3 separate regions of the Homo sapiens genome follow, and all the other regions are linked to region 2. A link is a loop called in an ENCODE intact Hi-C map of the cell type or tissue named here. Cell type or tissue: PC-3. All regions are shown on one strand. Links, peaks and the distances in the headings refer to the core of each region. The heading gives the core; the rest is flanking DNA.

Region 1 (7,994 bases), core at 1,560-6,559, 160 kb after region 2:
AGGCTGGGGAAAGCTAGGCAGTTCCTGGGGGCTGCATGGAGGCTCAACAAAGCTTTGTCACCTCTGAAAAGTGCAGCGTGAGCAGAAGAAAGGAAAGGAAAGTGAGGCTTGTGAGCACAAAATGCCTCGAAGGAATGGGATTCAGTTCTTACAGAATGCTTAGGTAAGGCAAGGAGATGGCGATTCTATGGCTTTGGACATGCATACGAGTTTCTTCTGTTTTCTTTTTGAAGGCTGTCCAGAGACTTCAATAATCCCTTAGTTAATTGGCTTATACTAGCCACTGTAAAAACAAAAGTTTCTATTAATGAAGAGAATGGCATTGGGTTTGATGAGAACCCATAAATTAACAAAAGCTGGTTTTAATTAACTATTATAATTTTTTTGTCCTTATCAGAAATGTAAGCACATCAAGTTACAACCAAAAGGCCATGTCAAGGACACTTAGAAACATGAGGCACATTTGACACATTTCTGTAATTAGAACTTGCTGGGAGGGATAAAGAAATAGAGAAACAGGGCAGGAAAAGAAGGGGTAAAGAGTAATTGATATGAAGCTGACTCCGAGTAAAACCCAATGAATGCAATGCTGGAGAGTACACCTGTGTAAAAATGGTGCTGACCTCAAGTAATCACCTGCCATGCTGATGCTCGAGAAACACAAGAAGAGAATCCAAACCAACATGGCGTGAGTGTTCCAGGCACTATGCTAGCCTTCATCCTTGTGACTCTGCAAGGCAGACATTCTGGGGGACGTTAATCTGTATAAGATCCCACAGCTGAAAAATAGTAACAAGGGGATTTCAATCCTGGCTGATATAAAAATTTATGCTCTTTCTGCCTTAATATTTTGAATATCAGATGACTCCCTAAATTGATATCCAGTAATACTAACTCATAATAATTAATTAGTAAAACTACATTCCACCTCTTACAATGCATTTGCATTACATCAATGCATATAATTATAACAACAATCTGTGAGAATACTGGTATTGTGGCTGTTTTCCAGATGAAGAAAGAGAAGCAATGAGGAATTAAGTAAATCGCCAATAAGAGATAGACTAAATCTACTATCCACCTTATCACTGATCCTCAATGATTAATAATCCTTCCCATGCAATATATTTTAGGAAGTCAGTATGCCAATACACAAAAAAAGATACTTTCTAGTCACAGATGCTTTCCTCAAAATATTTGCCCTCCATCCTCCTGAAAAAGATATGGAATGATTAAGTAAATAATTGATTTGAAGTTTCTTGGCTCTCAGGTGGAAAAAGCATTGGGTTCAAAGACTTGAGTTCTATTCCTGGTTATCTCAATCATTAGTTACTTGCTCTTAGCCAATTTTCAAATTTCCTCTAAGCCTCATTTTATATATGTCTGAAATGAGAGGTTTAAAATACTTAGTCATTAAGATTTCCTGTAGTTCTAAAACATTAGTAATTTCCACACCCAAGACTCTCGTATCACTTTGTTTCAAAGCTTCTTTGAACACATCTCTATTCATAAAAGCTTCATAAGAGCTTAAAGCATGGTATTATCTAAGCAATATAAACAGATAGTCCCAAGCCTCATTATGAATGCAAATGTTCACACAAAATCAGATTCAAGAAGGTACTCTGAAAACCAGTGATAAGTATGCAATTTAGATACAATTATTCTTTTTTTTTTTTTTTCTGAGACAGAGTCTCTGTAACCAGGCTGGAGTGCATGGCACAATCTCGGCTCACTGCAACCTCCGCCTCCCACGTTTAAGTGATTCTCCTGCCTCAGCCTCCCAAGAAGCTGGGACTACAGATGCATGCCCCCACGCCCTGCTGATTTTTTTATTCTTAGTAGAGACAGGGTTTCACCATGTTGGCCAGGATGGTCTCAATCTCTTGACCTCGTGATCCCCTGCCTCAGCCTCCCAAAGTGCTGGGATTACAGGTGTGAGTCACTGCACCCAGCCTATTCATTAATTTTGAAAGGTGATAGTTAATTACAAGTTTTAAGGAATACACCTTTAAAATCAGCAAATATAACCATGGATAGTCATCCAAGGAAGTAGCAGGAAAGTAAAACAGATGTTTGAAATCTGCACTGAGGTTTATACTTGAGACACAAAACAAAATTGTAGCCAGAGTGCATTTTATGAAATAAAAGGCATTATTACTCATCGGGGAACTTCAGTAATATTTTATTTCTAAATTATTAATATCCAAAATATAAGTCACAAAATGGATATATATCCATGGAAATGACTTTCAGACTCTATTTTTCCAAAAAGTAGTTCTAAACCCAATGAGCAAAACTAAGACTGCACATTTTAGGCAATGAGCCAACATACTAATTCCTTCTCTATTAAAAGAGAGAACTTGCAATTTTATGTTGTATTATTATTATCACTACTGAAGCTGCAGCCAGTCCAATGAGGCATTACACATTCTAGAGTATATGCAAGCTTAGAAGAAACAGATGATAAACCCAGGTCCTTAATACACTGTGACAAACTGGGGTTCTCCAATTAATTAATCATTTTAATATTTCCCTCTAGATGCCTCACACACTTGTCTATAAACGGATACTATCCCATGGCCAATGTCCACCTGCACAACAGTATCATTTTGAAAACCATGATGCGGATTCCTCAGTCAGGTTTGCCTTACATACTCCCAACATTTAGTACATGTCTTAAATTGGAATTCGGTAGGAAATGAAAAAATGATATTAGGTCAATTATATAGAATTATCAAATGGAGTCAGTTGATATAAAAAGGGGCCAGCTGTTGAGTTCTTTCTGGTGTAAAAGATGAAACTTATACATAAGACTCTAGGAGTACTGACTAGAAAAATAGTTCCCGCAACTTTACAAATGATACAGCTCTCTGGGAGCAAGAAGGGGCTCAGAGGAGTGGTTGGTGATACATCTTCTGCTATGAGCTTACTCTTCATAGTGGTGCTGTATAAACCTGGTAGAATGCAAACAGGTTTTCATCACAACAAAGATGGCCTCCCTACCAGCCAATACTCAAACAAGCTTTGATGAGCATCTGCAAAGTACCAGATCCTGTGGAAAATAAGAAACCATTCGCCCGGCATGGTGGTTCACACCTGTAATCCCAGCACTTTCGGAGGCTGAGGTGGGCAGATCACGAGGTCAGGAGATCGAGACCATCCTGGCTAACATGGTGAAACCCCGTCTCTACTAAAAAATACAAAAAATTAGCCGGGCGTGGTGGTGGGTGCCTGTAGTCCCAGCTACTTGGGAGGCTGAGGCAAGATAACAGCGTGAACCCGGGAGGCGGAGCTTGTAGTGAGCGGAGATTGTGCCATTGCACTGCAGCCTGCGCAACAGAGCAAGACTCTGTCTCAAAAAAAAAAAAAAAAAAAAAAAAGAAACCATTCATACTTTCAGAAGCTCACATTCTAGGTAGAAACAGTAATATATTTGTAAGTTATGATGAATTTCCAGGACAACTGAGCTGGTGTGAGTTTTACAGTGCTATTATTTTTACTATTATTATTCAGACATAACTTTTTCCTTGACAACTGAAGAAAACCCAGGACCTACCATCAAATGCATTTGATTCATCCAGCAAAAGCATACCAAAGTCATTTGTGTTCACTGTATCCCATGAGCAGAATGCTACTCCAAGCCCAACCATGCATAAACCAACCTCCCTGAATTAATTTTTGCAAGTAAGCAAGGAGGTATTTGGCTTTCCACTTTCATTACTTAAACAAATGACCGATGATGCATGCATGGATCACAATCACCTTCTCCTTGCCACTTTGAGTTTTACCAGGGATTAGTCACTTGAGAAATCTGCCATTGAATGGGTTTTACGTTATAGGCAAATCGACAGGGCAAACAAACAAAGAGGGTTTGCTTGTCTTTCTTTATGATTTGGGTTCTGGCTTAGGATGCCTCCTCTAAAAGAAGCTAGGAGGGGAAGTGTTTTAAATTTCCAAAAATTGCTCACCCTAGCCAAAAGGCACACTCGTTATACAAGACATAAGATGCCAGAAAGGGATCACAAAATTGAATATAATCTTAATTCCTTAAGAAATGGACCCAAAGAGAAATATTTTCTGCTAGAATTTGAGTGTCTAGGTCAGTTTGAAAAAAAAAAAAACAAAAACCTAAAATAGGGTCACAGCACTTGGCTTTAGCTCTGCATAAGGCTGCTATGTAACCTTAAACTTGCTTTATATATCTGGGTTTTATTTTCTTTACAAACCAGGTTTTCTAGGGATCCAAAGAGGTGCTTCAGTTCTGTAAACTCAGTTTTCACACTATATTAAAAGAACATTTAATCTTAAATATTGTGATTTTTAAAACTGTACAGTATTATGCCAAAAATTTTACACATTTATATACCATCAGCAGATCTACTACTGGGGTACTTGGTTAACCATTTTCTGTTTTGTTTTGTTTTATTTCAGTCTTTGGAATACCAAATTTTCTCTGATTTCCTGAATCTATGTCTCTAAAATGGTTTCATTGATTAGGGAAAATTATAACTGGTCTATTTTCCTTCCTTTTCTTTTTTCTTCTTTTAAAATTCAGACTCATGCATATACACTTTGGGAGGCCAAGGAAGGCGGATCTGAGGTTAGGAGTTCAAGATCAGCCTGGCCAATGGCAAAACCCCATCTCTACTAGTAACACACAAAAAATTAGCCGGGCGTGGTGATGCGTGCTTGTAACCCCAGCTACCCAGGAGGCTGATGCATGGAAATTGCTTGAACCCGGGAAGCGGAGGTTGCAGTAAGCAGAGATCGTGCCACTGCACCCCAGCCTGGGCAGCAGAGTGAAACTGTGTCTCAAAAAAGAATGAAATACATTTCTTATAATTCATGTTTAATTTTAGAGCTCTTTTATTTTATTCAATTCTATTCAAACCCTGGGATTTTAAAAGGAAATTTTTTTTCAAAAAATGTTTCCATTTGTAACTATTTTGTAAAATGTGATTTTTAAGATTTTCTGTAACTAAAATATTACATTCAAATTAATTAAATTCTGACTGGGTGCGGTGGCTCACGCCTGTAATCCCAGCACTTTGGGAGGCGGAGGCGGGTGGATCATGAGGTCAGGAGATTGAGACCATCCTGGTTAATAAGGTGAAACTGCGTCTCTACTAAAAATACGAAAAAAATTAGCCGGCGCGGTGGCAGGCACTTGTAGTCCCAGCCGGTGGCAGGCACTTGTAGTCCCAGCTACTCGGGAGGCTGAGGCAGGAGAATGGTGTGAACCCAGGAGGCGGAGCCTGCAGTGAGCCGAGATCGCGCCACTGCACTCCAGCCTGGGCAACAGAGCAAGACTCCATCTCAAATAATAATAATAATAATAATAATAATTATTATTATTATTATTATTACATTCTGTGCTAACATAAGACTCAACAGCCTTTGAGTCAACTTTTCAGTCAACTTTGTTGTCCTCAAAAAAGCATCTTAATGAAAACACAGAAGAATATACTTAGGACCTTGGATTAGGCAGAGTTCTTACATATGCCATCAAAAACATGATTCATTTAGCACAGGACAGCAAAAGCATGATTCATTTAGGATATGTTACTTAGCTTGATTTAGGCATTCCACAACGTATACACATATCAAAACACAATATTGCACACAATGAACATATACAATTGTTGTCAACTAAAAAATTCATTTTTAAAACAGCATGATCCATTTAAAAACTGATCAATTAGACAGACCCTTTCACAATTAAAATTTTCTGTTTGTTGCAAGTCTCTAAGCCACACAGGGAAAAAATGTTGGAAAACAAATAACGGACACAGGACTTGTTTCCAGAGCATAGAGAGAATTCAGTTAAAACAAAAATAAGGAAAAAAAAATTCCCTCCACGCTCCAAAAATAGGTAAAAGATCTGAACAGATAATCTACCAAGAGAGATATACGAATAGCAAATAAGCACATAAAAAGATGTTCAACATCACTAGTCATCTCAACAGGAAGACACAAATTAAAACCACATAAGATATCACTGCACGCCTATTAGGAGGAGGGAGGAGAGGGAGGAGTGAGAGAAGAAAACAGACCAACCTGACAATACCAAATGCTAGTGAGAATGTGGAACAACTAGAACTCTCAGATTGCTGATGGGAATGGACAGTGGTACAGTCACTTTGGAAAGCAGTTTGGCCATTTCTTATAAAGTTAAACACACACTTTCCATATCAACTATCGATCCCACTCCTACACATTTGCCCAAGTGAAACAAAAACATAGGTTAATATGAAAATCCATATACTAATGTTTTTGGTAGCTTTATCAATAATAGCCTGTGATGGTTAACTTTATGTATCAACTTGACTGACCCCCAGGGTGCCCAGTTATTTGGCCAAACATTATTCTGGATGTGTCTGTGAAGGTGTTTTGGATGAGATTAACATTTAAATCTGGAGGCTGGGTAAAGCAGATTGCCCTCCCTAATGTAGGTGGGCCTCATGCAATCTGTTACAGGCCTCAATAGAACGAAAAGACTGACTCTCCCACTACTAAGAAAAAATTCCTCCTGCCCAGTGGCCTTCGAACTGGGACATAAAGACTTTCCTGTCTTTACACCTGAACTCTTCTTGGGTCTTGAGTCTGCCAGGTTTTGCACAGGAACTACACCCCCAGCCCTCCTGAATCTCAGGCCTCTAGACACAGACCACAGCTATACTGTCGGCCCTCCTAGATCTCCAGTTTACCCTGCAGATTTTGGAACTTATCAGCGTCCATCATCATGTAAGCCAATTCTTCATAATAAATCTCTTCATATACATTTTAAAATATTCACATTAATATATATCTATATATTTTACGTATACACGCACACATAGACGCACACATCCTATTACTTATGTTTCTCCGGAAAACCCTGATGAATACATTGCCCAAAATTAGAAGCCACCCAAACGTTCTTCAACTGGTGAAAAAATAAAACTGCGGAAAGTGCACCAAGTAGAATCCTACTCAGAAGTAAAAAGAAATGGATTTCAGGTAGATGCCAACAATATGGATGAGTCTCAAATGCACTCTGTTAAGTGAAAGGAGCTGACTCAACAGACTATATATTGCATGGTTCTATGGATATGACGTTCTGGTAAAATCAAAACTGTACTGATAGAAAACATCAATGGATGCCAGGAGCCTGAGATCAGAAGAGGGGTTGTCTTCCAATGGACACAGGGAAATTGTTTACGGTAATGGAAATGTTCTACATCCTGATTGTAGTATGTTTACATGACTGCACATTTTTGGTGAAACCTCAGATGGTACACTTAGAACAGCAATTTTTTTATTACATGTAAAATTATATCTCATCGAAAAAACCTCTTAAAGATTGATATTATAAGTGAAACATATATGTTAGATGAATTAAAAATTGTAAAATAAGTGAACACTAATATAATGTTACATAAAAGTTGGGCTTCCACAGCAAGATTCTGTCTGCAACAAAATCTCTCTCTGTTGAAAAAAGACATTATCACAGAAAGTAGAGTAAAATGAGTCCGAAAAGTATCTAAAGCATTACTCACGTCTTAAAGAGACTCAAGTGTTCAAATTTCTTGAGGTAAAAGTTTAACCTCTTTCATCAACACTACAGCATTTTGCACTACTATGACCCATCTTTTAGAGGTTTCTCTGTCGAGGTGAATTCAGCGCTAAGACAGGATCAGTAGTAATCCTCTAAGATGGTACTGCCACATTCAGTATCATTCTTACATTGCAGCTACGTGGGAACATGGCCAGGCAAGGGGGTGAATGACATTTAAAAGCTCAAAGTGTTAGGCACAATGTTATGTTCCATTTAACACCGTGATGTCTCATTTCTTCCCCTGTCTCTACAGCCTGTTTTCTACCGCATTATACTTATGATGAGTGTGATTTTTTTCATATTTCATCCATAAATGCTTCCAAACAAAAAAAGTTTCTGCTTTTATAAGAAAAAAAGACCTACTACTATCTTCTATTCTCAAGCCAGCTTGAAGATT
Region 2 (7,994 bases), core at 1,631-6,630:
GTCTATATTTTTGGTTTTGCTTTTGTCCTTTAGATTATTATTTGAAATTGTGTGAGGCAGTTTTGTTGTTGTTGTTGGAGATGGATAAACACTGTTCAAATGTCACAGATTTTCTAAGATACAATTTTCTAAGAGATAATCAGATTTTCTAAGAGATAATCAGAGTATCCAAATAATGGCAGATTGTCTTGTCCTCTCTCAGGTTTAAATGAGTCATTTCTTTTTCCTTTCAGCTGCCTGGGTAAAGTTGGTCCATTCGTGTTTATTTTGATTATGAATATATTTAGATTAATCCTCATATTTATTTTGTACTTTTCTTCACCAAGCTTGCTGGCTATTTACTTTTTCACCTTTTCCTAACTTTTGTTGGATTCACCAAACTGTCTTTGCTTCATTTTTCCTTTACTGGTTTGAACATGATAAATTCTAACTTTTTGACTAATAAATATTTAAATCTTTTTTTTTTTTTTTTTTTTGAGATGGAGTCTTGCTCTGTCACCCCAGGCTGGAGGGCAGTGGCACAATCTCGGCTCACTGCAACCTCTACCTCCCGGGTTCAAGCAATTCTCTGCCCCAGCCTCCCAAGTAGCTGGGACTACAGGCGCCCGCCACCATGCCCAGCTAATTTTTGTATTTTTAGTAGAGATGGGGTTTCACCATCTTGGCCAGGCTGTTCTTGAACTCCTGACCTCATGATCCACCTGCCTCAGCCTCCCAAAGTGCTGGGATTACAGGCATGAGCCACCACATCCGGCTAATACTTAAATCTTAACACCCATTATACCTGTGATTTTAAGGTTATCTACAGCTTATTATATCTCAATACCCTAACCTGGAACAATATAAGGGAGGCTTGCTTTTCCTTTCATTCTCCTCCTAAATTCTACGGTCACATCCAATGCCTCATCCCATTTTGATATCACCTGCAATTTTATTTCCACATTATCAAACACAAATGCTTTACATTTTATTAGTAATGCTTTAACCATTATTTTATAAATGTCTTTGCTCATTATACCTTTTGCTACTCCACTTCTTCCTAGATTCATTTTCAACTTGAAGAAGTACAACTTCAAGAGAAGATCTGTGAGATACCTGTAATCCCAGCACTTTGGGAGGCCAAGGCAGGTGAATCACCTGAGATCAGGAGTTCGAGACCAGCCTGGCCAACATGGTGAAACCCCGCCTCTACTAAAAATACAAAAATTAGCCAGGTGTGGTGGCATGCACCTGTAATTGCAGCTACTCAGGAAGCTGAGGCAGGAGAATCACGTGAACCCAGGAGGTGGAGGTTGCAGTGAGCCGAGATTGCAGCACTGCACTCCAGGCCTGGGTGACAGAGTGAGAGTCTGTCACAAACAAACAAACAAACAAAAAAGATGATCTACGATTAGTAATCTTTCTAGGCTCTGCGTTTCTCAAAAGAATTTACTTTTCTCATTTACTTTAATGACAGTTTGGTTAAATTTAGAATTCTAGGTTCTGATATTTTTCCCCTCAGAACTTTACACTTATTACTCCATTTTTTTTTCCTGCATCCAGTGTTGCTGCTCAGAAGCTTCTTGTCTCTCAGCATTTTTCTAAAGCCTTGATTTCTCAAGGTTCATTATAAAGAATTAAGGGTGCACATATGTGTACATTTATTTTTCATTGCCTCTGTTGGCTCTTTCAATAAGAGATGCAATGTATTTTCATTTCTGGGAAGTAATGTTGCATTATTTGAGTATTTCTTACTCTCTTTTAAAAATATTTCATCAACTCAAATTTTAATTTCTATATTCTCTACTGGATTCTTTTTTATGAAGGTGTCTGTATCTTATAGTTCTCTGAGATTATAAAACACACATGTTCTGAATATCTGTTCTGCCTACAAGCATGTTTTTTCAGGTGTAAATTCTCCTGTTTGTTGAGTTTCTTGGCTTTCCTCTGTTGTTGATTCTGGACACGGAACCAATCTTGCTAGTTGAGTCTCACCATTGGGTACAAGAGTAGGACAATATGCTGCAGCTACTCTATCTTGGGGAGAACAGAGGAGGGCAGAATGTTCCATGGGGCAGGGTACTCACTCATATCCTGAGCTACCCAAGGCACTGCGCCCTTTCTCTCCTACCCACGAGCCCCCATTCATGGTCTGTCTCAAAGACAGAGAGTTTCTACTGTTTTTTTTTTTTTTTTTTTTTTTTTTTGAGACAGAGTCTTGCTCTATCACCCAGGCTGGAGTGCAGTGGCTCAATCTCGGCTCACTGCAAGCTCTGCCTCCTGGGTTCACACCATTCTCCTGCTTCAGCCTCCCGAGTAGCTGGGACTACAGGCACCCACCACCATGCCCAGTTAATTTCTTTTTGTATTTTTAGTAGAGACAGGGTTTCACGGTGTTAGCCAGGAAGGTCTCGATCTCCTGACCTCGTGATCCGCCCACCTTGGCCTCCCAAAGTGCTGGGATTACAGGTGTGAGCCACTGCGCCCGGCCGAGAGTTTCTATCGTTATTGCCTACACCAAGGTGGGCCCAAAGAGGTCATCTCTGCAGAATGAGAAAATTCTCACAAATGCCGTTATTCCAAGAAAACTGCTTAAATTTCAAAACTCAAAGTTTTAAGTTTCCTCTCACATACATTCTATGACAGTTCTTACATGTTTTGAGCATTTTTAAAGATTTGTAAACCAACAAAATGCTAAAGTAGCAATTTTACTATTATCATAAATAAGGACATGGTGGTACAATCATAACCATTTTTAAAATACCAATTTTAAAGGCACTATGTGGAAACAAAGCCCCTGAAAGCTACTATTCCAACTCATGCTGGAGGTTTAGTCACACCCCTGGTCCAGAATGCTTCGTGGGTAACTTTCATATTCGAAAAGTATTCTTCACAGAACAGGCTTCTGCGAACTCACAAGGTGGAAGGCATGGAGCCTGGAGCTGTAACATCCTACTGCAAACATAGGGAAGACCACATTGGAACAGTGTGCCCCTGCCAAAAGCCATGTGCTCCCTTCTTTACAGGTCTATAAAATGGCATGTGTGATTAAATAAGATTTCACTGAAGTGCTGGAAGCCACACACAGTTGAAACATGGACTTGGGGATGGCAGCAATGCCACCAGCAACAGATAGTGTAATGTACCCCCCGTGAGAGGGGAAAGGTGGGAAAGGAATTTTTAAAAATCTTTGGTCACGTTATTATTAATCATGTTATTTAATAACTGTGAGTACTATTTAAAAAGCAACACGTCCCATTTCCTTCATACCATGAAAGCCAAGTCTGCCTGGGCTGGAGCGTGGAGCCCAACACTGGTTTTCAGAGGCTCAGATTCTTACATGGTCCTCTTAGTGCGTGCTTACCTCACAGAGTGGATAGATATCCACATGAATTTGACAGATTACACATAGGTAATGCTTTAGAGTTTTTTGAACATTTTCAGAAACAGTATTTTTAAATTTTATTTGCAAGGAAAAAATGCTTATCAGTGGCAAGTCAGGTAGGGTCATGTTCAACATTGGTCAATTATCTCACCCATTCTGATCACTTGCTCTGTTCCCGCCACTGGCTCTTCTTCTCCCTCTTAAATATATTCAGGCTCCAAGGCCCGCTCTCTAGACTCTTTTCTATCTTTTAAGAGACAAGGTCTCACTCTGTCACCTAGGCTGGAGCACAGTGGTGCAATCAAGGCTCACTGGAGCCTCCAATTCCTAGGCTCAAGTGATCCTCCCACCTCAGCCTCCTGAGTAGCTGGGACTACAGGTGTGAGCCACCGTGCCCCAGCCCTCTGTTTTATAATTAGCTATAAATTCAGCTACTCTCGTTCTGCCGATGAATCTCAAATCTCTATCATCAACTCCAAACTACATTCTCAACATCAGATTTGCATTTCCCCTGCTCTGCTGAACATCCTGACATGAATAGCTGTCCAGGAATTCCAATTATTCCCTGAATTGTCTACCATAACACAAATTTGTTCCTTTCCTTGTCTGAGTCACCTCAGTAAATAGCATCGACATTCACTAAGATGATCAAAACCTGGGATTTGGCTCCTCCTTTTGTACAACTCCTACGTTTAAATCCAATTCCTGTCTTTTCTACTTCGAAAACATAGTCTTGAATTCATCCATACTTTTCCATCTCAATTTCCACCAGCCTGGTCCAAGATGCTCATTTTTCACCTGAGCTACTTCAGTAACTTCCTTATCTACTTTTGCCTCTGTGCATTTATTTGTCTACACAGCAACCAGAATAATCTTTTAAAACATGAATGTAGTCAGGTTACTTTCATTTTACAAATTCTTTTAAGGCTTCCTGTAGAATAAAATCCAAATTCCGTCTCATGATCTTCAGGGCCCTGCCTAGGTGGTCTGCCCTAGTTCTAGTTGTATTCGCCCATCTTAATCTCTCAGTATGCCAAGCTCTCAGCTGCCTCAGGGCTGCCAATCATGGTGTTCTTTCTGCGTACGATGTGTTTTTCTTCTATGCTTCCTATAACTGGCTCCTTCCCAGACTTAAATGTCATCACTGTTCTACTCTCCCTACTCTTTTAAAGTAGGTTTCTTAATACCAGCCCTCTTCAGCCAAACCTAAACTTTCCACAATTTGTAATTATACAATGGGTTACTTATTTGCTCTTTTGTCTCTTGCGCTTGCTAATTATAAGTTTATCTGTCCTGTTCATGACTATATAAACTATGCCTGGCACAGTACCTGACACACTGCTGACTCTCAAAAATGGGCTGAAGAAATTTTCTCTATTACCCTTTTCATTGCCATTCCCCTATTATACAGTTGTCTGTTTAGGATTGGCTCTCCTGACTACGTTGTGAGATCTTTAAGCCGGGAGACCGTCTCTTATCTTTGCTCGGCACAATATCTGACACACTGTGGGCCTATTCATAAAGAATGAATGGTTAAGATTAGGTACTCAGTAACCTTTTCCCCAAATTGTATTAGACCTGACATATAAAATCAGTGTGCGAGATGTTGTTTAGAATAAGTAGTTTTGAGAGGTCAAACAACAATGACACTGGTAGTAATAACAGCACATTTTGGATAAGGCTGTTTGGATAACAAAACTCGAATGATGGAAATAGTAGTTAGAAATCACTCAAAGTGAGACTCAAGGGAGCTGACCCTCCCTCTGGATGTCAAAATCTATCACTGACTTAGCAGTGGGGTCCCTAGAGTGTTTCTCAGAATAGTGCTTCCCACACATGTCAAGAGGGCCTAATGGCTGCTTCTTTCACAAGGGTGGTGGGGAGACACGTGAGGTCAAGTGTCCCACAGCCCATAGAGAAGCAGCTCTCCAGGGAGAGTGGAAGACTCTCCAGGGCCCTGCTTAGCGCAGCCTGAGAGGCTACAGGCCAACAGTGAAGGTGTTGAAAGACACTGAGATCGAATTCCCTGGGGGAAAAACGCTGCCCTGAGATTTAAGGAGAAAGAGGAAACAAGCCAAAAGGGTATGCTCAGAAACTGATGGAAAGGGCTAATGTCATCAGATCAAACCAAAGGAAATTAAAGGAAGATTTAGTGAAAAGAGGGCAAAAACAGAATCAAAGGACCCCAGGGAAGCGCAGACCAATTTAATGAGAAACCAGGAAAGTAGTGAGAACAACAAGGGAGTCTCTCTTCATCTATGTTTAATCCAGACTTCTTGCCATTTAATGCTAATGCTTTGCTCCATTCTTAAGTCATACCCACCTAGGAGTTTGCTTTGGAGTTTGTATGTAGGAACGAAGAGAGACCCACCTTCTATTAGAACACTACATGATCTCACACTATCATTACAATATTCCAGGCGGCTTCCAGATAGCATCTTAGCTGTGGAAATGCTATTCTCTTATGTCCTTCCCAGTTTTCCTAGCGCTGGCTCTTTCCAAAGCTACTCATTCTTATCTCCTTCAACTACTTTCTAAATAAACAAGCTGAGAAAACACACACAACTGATGTTTGCCTACAACTGATGCATTCATCTTGTTCTGAAACTAAGTAGAACTACAGGAGAATCAGAGGAGGGGATTCAGGGATGGCATGTCCTCAGGCCTGTTGCCACGTCTCCATTAGGCTCTGAATATGCGTTTATTTTTATAGCTCCCTTTCATGAACAGGTTGTGTGAGACAGAAGTCTTATTTCCAAGGTTCACTTTACTGAGTGGCCTCCAGTCACTCTTTCCAAGAAGAAAGATGGAAAATTATGGTCCAAGCAGCTTTACCGTCCATCTAGGAACCAAGGAGAATGCTGGACCTCAGCCACTCACCAGCTTAAACTGTCATTTATGAGCAACAAAATGATTGTCTTTGGGTCTCGGCAGCATTATCTTGAGCAGAGTTTGTGGCGGTAAGGCCCAGCTAATCACATTTGTCTAATTTTACATTCCCATCACTTTCACAAATGGATTATTACCTACTATTCACTTAAATAAAACAAAGAATGATCAAGGAATCTTGTCGTTCTAGATGAAAATCATAACATATAAGAAAATAGCATTAGTTTTCATGTTTGTACCACTTTCTAACAAAAGAGTTATAATCATTTCACATTATTGTCTTGTTCATCTTTTTAACGACCCAATGAAGAAAGGACATACAGGCCGGACGCGGTGGCTCATGCCTGTAATCCCAGCACTCTGGGAGGCCGAGACAGGTGGATCATCAGGTCAGGAGATCGAGACCATCCTGGCTAACATCCGTCGCTACTAAAAATACAAAAAGAAATTAGCCTGGCGTGGTGGCGGGCACCTGTAGTCCCAGCTACTCGGGAGGCTGAGGCAGGAGAATGGCGTGAGTCCAGGAGGTGGAGCTTGCAGTGAGCGGAGATTGCGCCACTGCACTCCAGCCTGGGTGACAGAGCAAGACTCCGTCTCAAGAAAAAAAAAAAAAGGACATACAGATTGCTGGCTCTCCTTTATAGCAGAGGTCCAGAATGATGTGACTAACTTAAGAACATGAAGTGAAAGAGGTATGGATAAAGAAAAACATGGTTTATTCACACAACTGAATAATGTATAGTGGTTAAAAGGAATCGGACCCAGGCTGGGTGTGGTGGCTCATGCCTGTAATCCCAGCACTTTGGAAGGCCAAGGCAGGTGGATCACTTGAGGTTGGGAGTTTGAAACCAGCCTGACCAACATGGTGAAATACAAAAATTAGCCGGCATGGTAGCAGGTACCTGTAATCCCAGCTACGTGGGAGGCTGAAGCAGGAGAATCGTTTGAACTCAGGAGGCGGAGGTTGCAGTGAGCCCAGATTGCACCACTGCACTCCAGCCTGGGCAACAGAGCAAGACTCTGTTTCAAAAAGAGACAAAGTAATTAGATCCATATGTATCAACATCAATAGATATTAAAAATTAGGATGCAGAATGGTAAGCCCAATATGGTTCATCCTTTCTGTAGTGCAGAATGTCAGAATTTCTTCTTAATTTGGTAAATTTTGATTACTCCAAGTCGTACAAAGGGAAATTCCATTTTCCAAATTAATGGAGCTAATTGAAATGTGATTTTGTAATTCTTTATCATTTAGCATGTTTTTTTTTTTTCTCACTGGGTTTTTGTAACAGTGAATAGACTCTAGCTTGGCTGTAAGAGCTAACAATTTGGATAATAGTACTGCTTTGCATCTACTGCACTCTGCAGAGGATGATTCAAAAAAGAGGCTACTCATCTCCCCTGAGGATGAAAGATAAACATTTGCGGTTAAAATATTGTCACGACTCAGACAGAAGAAGGGATTTAGCCCTACCACTTGGCTCATGTTCCCTCTTAACCAAATCATATTTTTTTAGTAACCTAATAAAATTACTGGGAATAGAAAGCATACATTCCGACTACTAGAAATATTGATACAACAAAGGAACACGTTAGTAGTTTCAACGTCTTTTACTTAAGGATTTCAGAATTCCTCCCAGTGAACAGGGAGATAGGTAGGTAAAATATAATATTTCCTGGTAGATGACCTAAGGCAAAACTCTTTATCTGCTGGCACCTATGTATATTTGCTACACATCGA
Region 3 (7,994 bases), core at 1,648-6,647, 93 kb before region 2:
CTATACTACAAGGCTACAGTAACAAAAACAGCATGGTATAGTATAAGTGCTTTTTTTTAAAAGACAAAGTAAAGTAATTTTTTTGTTGTTGGGGTAAAACAAAAGCTCTGCATAAAGAGCAGGGATGTTGTAACATACACTGACCAAAGGTGGGAAACCTACAGTTGGAGCAGAAGCTGAATGTCACATTATCAGCTCCGAACTTATAATGGTCTAAAAGTACTAGGTTAATGTTGGAAAGATGGTGCCATTTAAAGATATCTTAAATTCAATATTTAATTATTTTAATTTGACATTATCCTAGAGTTGAATGGTGTTTACTTACCATGTGCTGTTCATTAGAAAATCTAGATCCTACACTGCCTTTGCGCAAGGTAGTTGCTCTAATAATACCAACCTGTCCAGTTTTGGTGGGAGAAATAATGTTACTGTTAAGTTGCACTTAGTGGTTATTATGTGTAATACTGGTATTCCAAAGAGAGAAGGAAAATGTTTGCTACACAGCTGTGTTCTTAGGTTCAGAAAACCACAGGAGTGGGACAGGAGAACCTTCAGGATTCAGGTCCGATTGTTGTGATGGCCGCAGGAGGGAGACTGTGAATTTGAAACTGCATCCATTGAAAAGAAAATCCCTCCACACTTTAATAATTCTCTCCGTGCCCCATGGCAGCAAGTGCTTATAGGCCTTGCTACTCAAAGCTTAATAAAAAGGCAGACCTGCTGAATCATAATCTGCATCTTAACAATATCCCCAGATATTGTCTGCACTTTCTTTTTTTTTTTCTTTCTTTCTTTCTTCTTTTTTTTGAGACAGAGTCTCGCTCAGTCACCCAGGCTGGAGTGCAGTGGCGCGATCTCGGCTCACTGCAAGCTCTGACTCCCGGGTTCACGCCATTCTCCTGCCTTAGACTCCCGAGTAGCTGGCACTACAGGCGCCCGCCACTACGCCCGGCTAATTTTTTTGTATTTTTAGTAGAGATGGGGTTTCACCGTGTTAGCCAGGATGGTCTCGATCTCCTGACCTCGTGATCCGCCGCCCATCTGGGCCTCCCAAAGTGCTGGGATTACAGGCGTGAGCCACTGCGCCCGGCCAATTGTCTGCACTTTCAAGTCTAAGAAGCACTGTCCCAGGAGGAAAATCTTTTTAGTCTGTCTGAGGCTTCTCTCTTGCACTCTCCTTTTTAAAAATATGCTGCTCCTTCTCCACCTTTCCCTCTTCTTCCGCCTTTTCTGTCTGCCTTTACTACCTCCCCTGAACATTCAACTTGTAGAAGAGTTCCCCTTTCTCTGAATTGCATTCTTCACTTCATTCATTCTTTTCTCTCTCTGTCTATGGTTTCCTATTTTTTGTCGGTTTTCCCTCACCTCACCTCCTTGTTATTTTTTGCCATTGTTCACATATCACTGCCCTTTCAGACCCATATCTAGCTTCTGACCCATCCACTAATCCATTGCCACTAATTTATTCAGCATGCCCATGCCATTTATTAATGTAAATATTTGCACATACTTGTTCTATCATGCCCATTTTTCTACCTTTTAAATTGTATATACACAGACACATGTGAATGACATATTTCACTATTTAAAAGGTAGAAAAATGTATATCGTGGTACAAAGTGATACATTGAGTATCTGTGCCCAGTTTCAAGATGAGAATAAGTGAGAGGTGAAGCCTCATGAGTCACGTCACCTACACGCTACTGTCTTTCATTCCATCTGCAGTACTGCCACACATTTGGTTAGTTCTCCAATTGCTGTCACATTGACATCGAGTTGGATCTGAACAGCGTACCTGGGGAGACGAAGTATTGGTATCTTTGCTTAAATGGAGTGATTTACTGAGAGACAAAGTGACATCTTTAAGATCAGATAGCAAGTTACTGCACCAGGAGCGCGACCTTTCCTGTTTTGTTGTTTTCCCTCTGTCAAATGCCTTCTGGTCTCCATGAATCTCTCCTTCCACATATGATAAAAATGCAAAGTCTCATAAGCATTCACAGCTCAGGAAGCCTCAGGCTAGTTGGGGAGAAAAGACTGGGAGGTTTCCGGAGGAATGAAGTCCTCTGAGCAGAGAGGTTAATTCATCTTGCTGTAAAACAAAATAGAAAATAAGTTCCCCTCAATAAGTGAACGTAATACAAAGACAAATGTGGTTGGTGCCAGAGGCCAGGAAGAAGTTCTTGTGAGAATAGGTGCAGAGAAGAGCTAGGCCCTGGCTGAGTTTAAACCTTGACTTAGTCACTGTGGGACTCTGGGTGAGTTACTCCATGGATTGATGGCTGGGTCATGGAGATAATAGTACCTAATTCATACAGGTACTGTGAGAAGTAAATGGAATATTTCACGTTAAGTGTTTAACGGTGCGTTTAAATGCTAGGTGCTATTATTATTAATTTTTAAATTAACTTTGCCATGTTTTGTGTCTTCCCCTCTCTGTGCTTCCTTTCTTTAGTATGAGCCGCACAGCCTACACGGTGGGAGCCCTGCTTCTCCTCTTGGGGACCCTGCTGCCGGCTGCTGAAGGGAAAAAGAAAGGGTCCCAAGGTGCCATCCCCCCGCCAGACAAGGCCCAGCACAATGACTCAGAGCAGACTCAGTCGCCCCAGCAGCCTGGCTCCAGGAACCGGGGGCGGGGCCAAGGGCGGGGCACTGCCATGCCCGGGGAGGAGGTGCTGGAGTCCAGCCAAGAGGCCCTGCATGTGACGGAGCGCAAATACCTGAAGCGAGACTGGTGCAAAACCCAGCCGCTTAAGCAGACCATCCACGAGGAAGGCTGCAACAGTCGCACCATCATCAACCGCTTCTGTTACGGCCAGTGCAACTCTTTCTACATCCCCAGGCACATCCGGAAGGAGGAAGGTTCCTTTCAGTCCTGCTCCTTCTGCAAGCCCAAGAAATTCACTACCATGATGGTCACACTCAACTGCCCTGAACTACAGCCACCTACCAAGAAGAAGAGAGTCACACGTGTGAAGCAGTGTCGTTGCATATCCATCGATTTGGATTAAGCCAAATCCAGGTGCACCCAGCATGTCCTAGGAATGCAGCCCCAGGAAGTCCCAGACCTAAAACAACCAGATTCTTACTTGGCTTAAACCTAGAGGCCAGAAGAACCCCCAGCTGCCTCCTGGCAGGAGCCTGCTTGTGCGTAGTTCGTGTGCATGAGTGTGGATGGGTGCCTGTGGGTGTTTTTAGACACCAGAGAAAACACAGTCTCTGCTAGAGAGCACTCCCTATTTTGTAAACATATCTGCTTTAATGGGGATGTACCAGAAACCCACCTCACCCCGGCTCACATCTAAAGGGGCGGGGCCGTGGTCTGGTTCTGACTTTGTGTTTTTGTGCCCTCCTGGGGACCAGAATCTCCTTTCGGAATGAATGTTCATGGAAGAGGCTCCTCTGAGGGCAAGAGACCTGTTTTAGTGCTGCATTCGACATGGAAAAGTCCTTTTAACCTGTGCTTGCATCCTCCTTTCCTCCTCCTCCTCACAATCCATCTCTTCTTAAGTTGATAGTGACTATGTCAGTCTAATCTCTTGTTTGCCAAGGTTCCTAAATTAATTCACTTAACCATGATGCAAATGTTTTTCATTTTGTGAAGACCCTCCAGACTCTGGGAGAGGCTGGTGTGGGCAAGGACAAGCAGGATAGTGGAGTGAGAAAGGGAGGGTGGAGGGTGAGGCCAAATCAGGTCCAGCAAAAGTCAGTAGGGACATTGCAGAAGCTTGAAAGGCCAATACCAGAACACAGGCTGATGCTTCTGAGAAAGTCTTTTCCTAGTATTTAACAGAACCCAAGTGAACAGAGGAGAAATGAGATTGCCAGAAAGTGATTAACTTTGGCCGTTGCAATCTGCTCAAACCTAACACCAAACTGAAAACATAAATACTGACCACTCCTATGTTCGGACCCAAGCAAGTTAGCTAAACCAAACCAACTCCTCTGCTTTGTCCCTCAGGTGGAAAAGAGAGGTAGTTTAGAACTCTCTGCATAGGGGTGGGAATTAATCAAAAACCTCAGAGGCTGAAATTCCTAATACCTTTCCTTTATCGTGGTTATAGTCAGCTCATTTCCATTCCACTATTTCCCATAATGCTTCTGAGAGCCACTAACTTGATTGATAAAGATCCTGCCTCTGCTGAGTGTACCTGACAGTAGTCTAAGATGAGAGAGTTTAGGGACTACTCTGTTTTAGCAAGAGATATTTTGGGGGTCTTTTTGTTTTAACTATTGTCAGGAGATTGGGCTAAAGAGAAGACGACGAGAGTAAGGAAATAAAGGGAATTGCCTCTGGCTAGAGAGTAGTTAGGTGTTAATACCTGGTAGAGATGTAAGGGATATGACCTCCCTTTCTTTATGTGCTCACTGAGGATCTGAGGGGACCCTGTTAGGAGAGCATAGCATCATGATGTATTAGCTGTTCATCTGCTACTGGTTGGATGGACATAACTATTGTAACTATTCAGTATTTACTGGTAGGCACTGTCCTCTGATTAAACTTGGCCTACTGGCAATGGCTACTTAGGATTGATCTAAGGGCCAAAGTGCAGGGTGGGTGAACTTTATTGTACTTTGGATTTGGTTAACCTGTTTTCTTCAAGCCTGAGGTTTTATATACAAACTCCCTGAATACTCTTTTTGCCTTGTATCTTCTCAGCCTCCTAGCCAAGTCCTATGTAATATGGAAAACAAACACTGCAGACTTGAGATTCAGTTGCCGATCAAGGCTCTGGCATTCAGAGAACCCTTGCAACTCGAGAAGCTGTTTTTATTTCGTTTTTGTTTTGATCCAGTGCTCTCCCATCTAACAACTAAACAGGAGCCATTTCAAGGCGGGAGATATTTTAAACACCCAAAATGTTGGGTCTGATTTTCAAACTTTTAAACTCACTACTGATGATTCTCACGCTAGGCGAATTTGTCCAAACACATAGTGTGTGTGTTTTGTATACACTGTATGACCCCACCCCAAATCTTTGTATTGTCCACATTCTCCAACAATAAAGCACAGAGTGGATTTAATTAAGCACACAAATGCTAAGGCAGAATTTTGAGGGTGGGAGAGAAGAAAAGGGAAAGAAGCTGAAAATGTAAAACCACACCAGGGAGGAAAAATGACATTCAGAACCAGCAAACACTGAATTTCTCTTGTTGTTTTAACTCTGCCACAAGAATGCAATTTCGTTAACGGAGATGACTTAAGTTGGCAGCAGTAATCTTCTTTTAGGAGCTTGTACCACAGTCTTGCACATAAGTGCAGATTTGGCTCAAGTAAAGAGAATTTCCTCAACACTAACTTCACTGGGATAATCAGCAGCGTAACTACCCTAAAAGCATATCACTAGCCAAAGAGGGAAATATCTGTTCTTCTTACTGTGCCTATATTAAGACTAGTACAAATGTGGTGTGTCTTCCAACTTTCATTGAAAATGCCATATCTATACCATATTTTATTCGAGTCACTGATGATGTAATGATATATTTTTTCATTATTATAGTAGAATATTTTTATGGCAAGATATTTGTGGTCTTGATCATACCTATTAAAATAATGCCAAACACCAAATATGAATTTTATGATGTACACTTTGTGCTTGGCATTAAAAGAAAAAAACACACATCCTGGAAGTCTGTAAGTTGTTTTTTGTTACTGTAGGTCTTCAAAGTTAAGAGTGTAAGTGAAAAATCTGGAGGAGAGGATAATTTCCACTGTGTGGAATGTGAATAGTTAAATGAAAAGTTATGGTTATTTAATGTAATTATTACTTCAAATCCTTTGGTCACTGTGATTTCAAGCATGTTTTCTTTTTCTCCTTTATATGACTTTCTCTGAGTTGGGCAAAGAAGAAGCTGACACACCGTATGTTGTTAGAGTCTTTTATCTGGTCAGGGGAAACAAAATCTTGACCCAGCTGAACATGTCTTCCTGAGTCAGTGCCTGAATCTTTATTTTTTAAATTGAATGTTCCTTAAAGGTTAACATTTCTAAAGCAATATTAAGAAAGACTTTAAATGTTATTTTGGAAGACTTACGATGCATGTATACAAACGAATAGCAGATAATGATGACTAGTTCACACATAAAGTCCTTTTAAGGAGAAAATCTAAAATGAAAAGTGGATAAACAGAACATTTATAAGTGATCAGTTAATGCCTAAGAGTGAAAGTAGTTCTATTGACATTCCTCAAGATATTTAATATCAACTGCATTATGTATTATGTCTGCTTAAATCATTTAAAAACGGCAAAGAATTATATAGACTATGAGGTACCTTGCTGTGTAGGAGGATGAAAGGGGAGTTGATAGTCTCATAAAACTAATTTGGCTTCAAGTTTCATGAATCTGTAACTAGAATTTAATTTTCACCCCAATAATGTTCTATATAGCCTTTGCTAAAGAGCAACTAATAAATTAAACCTATTCTTTCTGTGTGTGTGAGCGTGCGTTTGTGTTTGGTAGTGTTCCTAGGGCAGAGGTGGAGCAGGGATGCACTTATCATGGGAAGGGAGGTAGAAAAGAGAATTGGATAGCCTGTGATCTTTGGTGGAATTTATTCCTTTTGCCTAGGCCTTTCAGACCCTGCTTGATTTCCGTAGGACACTTCAGGTTGTGGCAAGGGAGAGCTGGTCTGCAATCGGAAGTACCAGCCTCTTCCCTAGAGCACAACTAGAAAGAAGAACTATAGAGTGTTATAAGGGAGGCCCTGAGATGGAAGGACCATCACACAGAAATGATAATATCTTCATTTCAGGGTGTTCCAGGGGAAAAGCAGGAGAAAGATTTGGGGCTCAGTAGAAGGAAAAGCTTCCTAGTGGTAAGAGTGATTGGCAATACCATGAGGTACCTTTAAAAGATAGTGAACTCCTGTCCTTGGAAATATTAAACCACAGGCTAGATATCATTTAATAGGGATGTGAAGTAGAGTAAGTCACTGCCCTTGGTGTGCAATTGTGAACTTGTCAATTTCTGAGGTCCCTTTCTACTTAGATATATAATACAAGATTTCTATTAGGTATGGGTGCTCTGATGATAATGAAAATCCCAGCAGCTATGTATGGGATGGTTACACCAGACACTGTGCTAAGGATTTTCTTTGAATTGTTTCTCACTCAATCTTCACGGTAGCTCAGTGAGGTAGGTACCATTATCACTGCTAGAAAGCAGTGAACTTATATGGTCTTACTGTGGCACTGGGTCCTTAAACATTATGCAAAACTGTGAGCAACTTTTATCGGTTTGTTCTTTTAAGAACATAACACAGCACTCTAAAAATAGATCTAACTAGATTGTTCACATCTAGCGATTAAGGCCACCCTGAGATTATAGCTGCATCATCAGGAACCCAAGATCTGAAGCATTCAGTCAAAGCCTCTTGGCCACCTCTCTTTTTGTCATGGCCTTCTTGGACTTGGAGGGGGAGAATGGAAGCAAGTACCAAGGAGAAAGTGTTCTCAGAAAAGCCACACCCATTAGAAAAATACAAGGCCTGAAAGGTGTGAGTGGGACTTGACACGGAAGAGCATTTCAAGCTTAAGAAAAAAAAAAAAAAGAAGAATGTGGGAGGATGTCAGCAACAATGCTTGAGATTCCCTGGTCCCCCAAAGAGTCTCTCCTCCATAAAACTAATGAGAATGTGACAAAAATAGATTCAACTTCTTATAGCTCTGGAAATTAACTGAAGATGTATAGCAATTTGCAGAGCATTTATTCAAGAAAAAGACTAAATCTCTGTGAGCACTGTGATATTGTAACTTGCACTACTCTCATCTCCCCCTCTCCAGCTCCACAATAGCTTTGAAACCAACAGCCTGCAATTACCATGAAAATCAGCAGTCTGGCAGCCACTGAAGGTGACAGAATGGAGTTGGAGTTCTTTCAAAGTCCCATTCCTAGACAATTGTCACTATTTGACCTGTTTGGCAGGCCCTGGAAGCTCCACTTGCAAGGCTATATTTGACCTGACTGGAAGCTTCCCAGGGTAAAAAACTTT

The links. Peaks named below come from ENCODE experiments on the same cell type or tissue, not always from the same donor. Only the 100,000 strongest peaks of a DNase experiment are listed, where the experiment ranks them.
Region 1: it touches region 2 in a loop (2.4-fold over the local background); 4 of 110 quality-filtered maps call a loop at or near these places.
Region 3: it touches region 2 in a loop (2.2-fold over the local background); 3 of 110 quality-filtered maps call a loop at or near these places.

The regions. Positions count from the first base shown.
Region 1 is chr15:32,976,200-32,984,193 of GRCh38, forward strand. The region is part of intron 7 of FMN1 (formin 1); the gene reads right to left. Among named protein-coding and RNA genes, the nearest start is that of FMN1, 210 kb to the right of the region's middle. In PC-3, for the core only: no CTCF peak of the experiment used is centred there; DNase peaks (open chromatin) are centred at 3,732 and 5,542; H3K27ac peaks cover 2,985 bases.
Region 2 is chr15:32,820,994-32,828,987 of GRCh38, forward strand. All of the region lies in intron 17 of FMN1 (formin 1), which reads right to left. Among named protein-coding and RNA genes, the nearest start is that of GREM1-AS1, 110 kb to the left of the region's middle. In PC-3, for the core only: a CTCF peak has its summit at 4,048; a DNase peak (open chromatin) is centred at 3,948; H3K4me3 peaks cover 626 bases; H3K27ac peaks cover 4,108 bases.
Region 3 is chr15:32,728,235-32,736,228 of GRCh38, forward strand. GREM1 (gremlin 1, DAN family BMP antagonist) reads left to right here. Exons shown (of 2, transcript NM_013372.7): 2 at 2,456-7,994. The coding sequence starts at 2,457. The coding sequence ends at 3,011. Among named protein-coding and RNA genes, the nearest start is that of GREM1-AS1, 13 kb to the left of the region's middle. RefSeq lists an enhancer at 2,632-3,171. In PC-3, for the core only: no CTCF peak of the experiment used is centred there; no DNase peak of the experiment used is centred there; H3K27ac peaks cover 578 bases.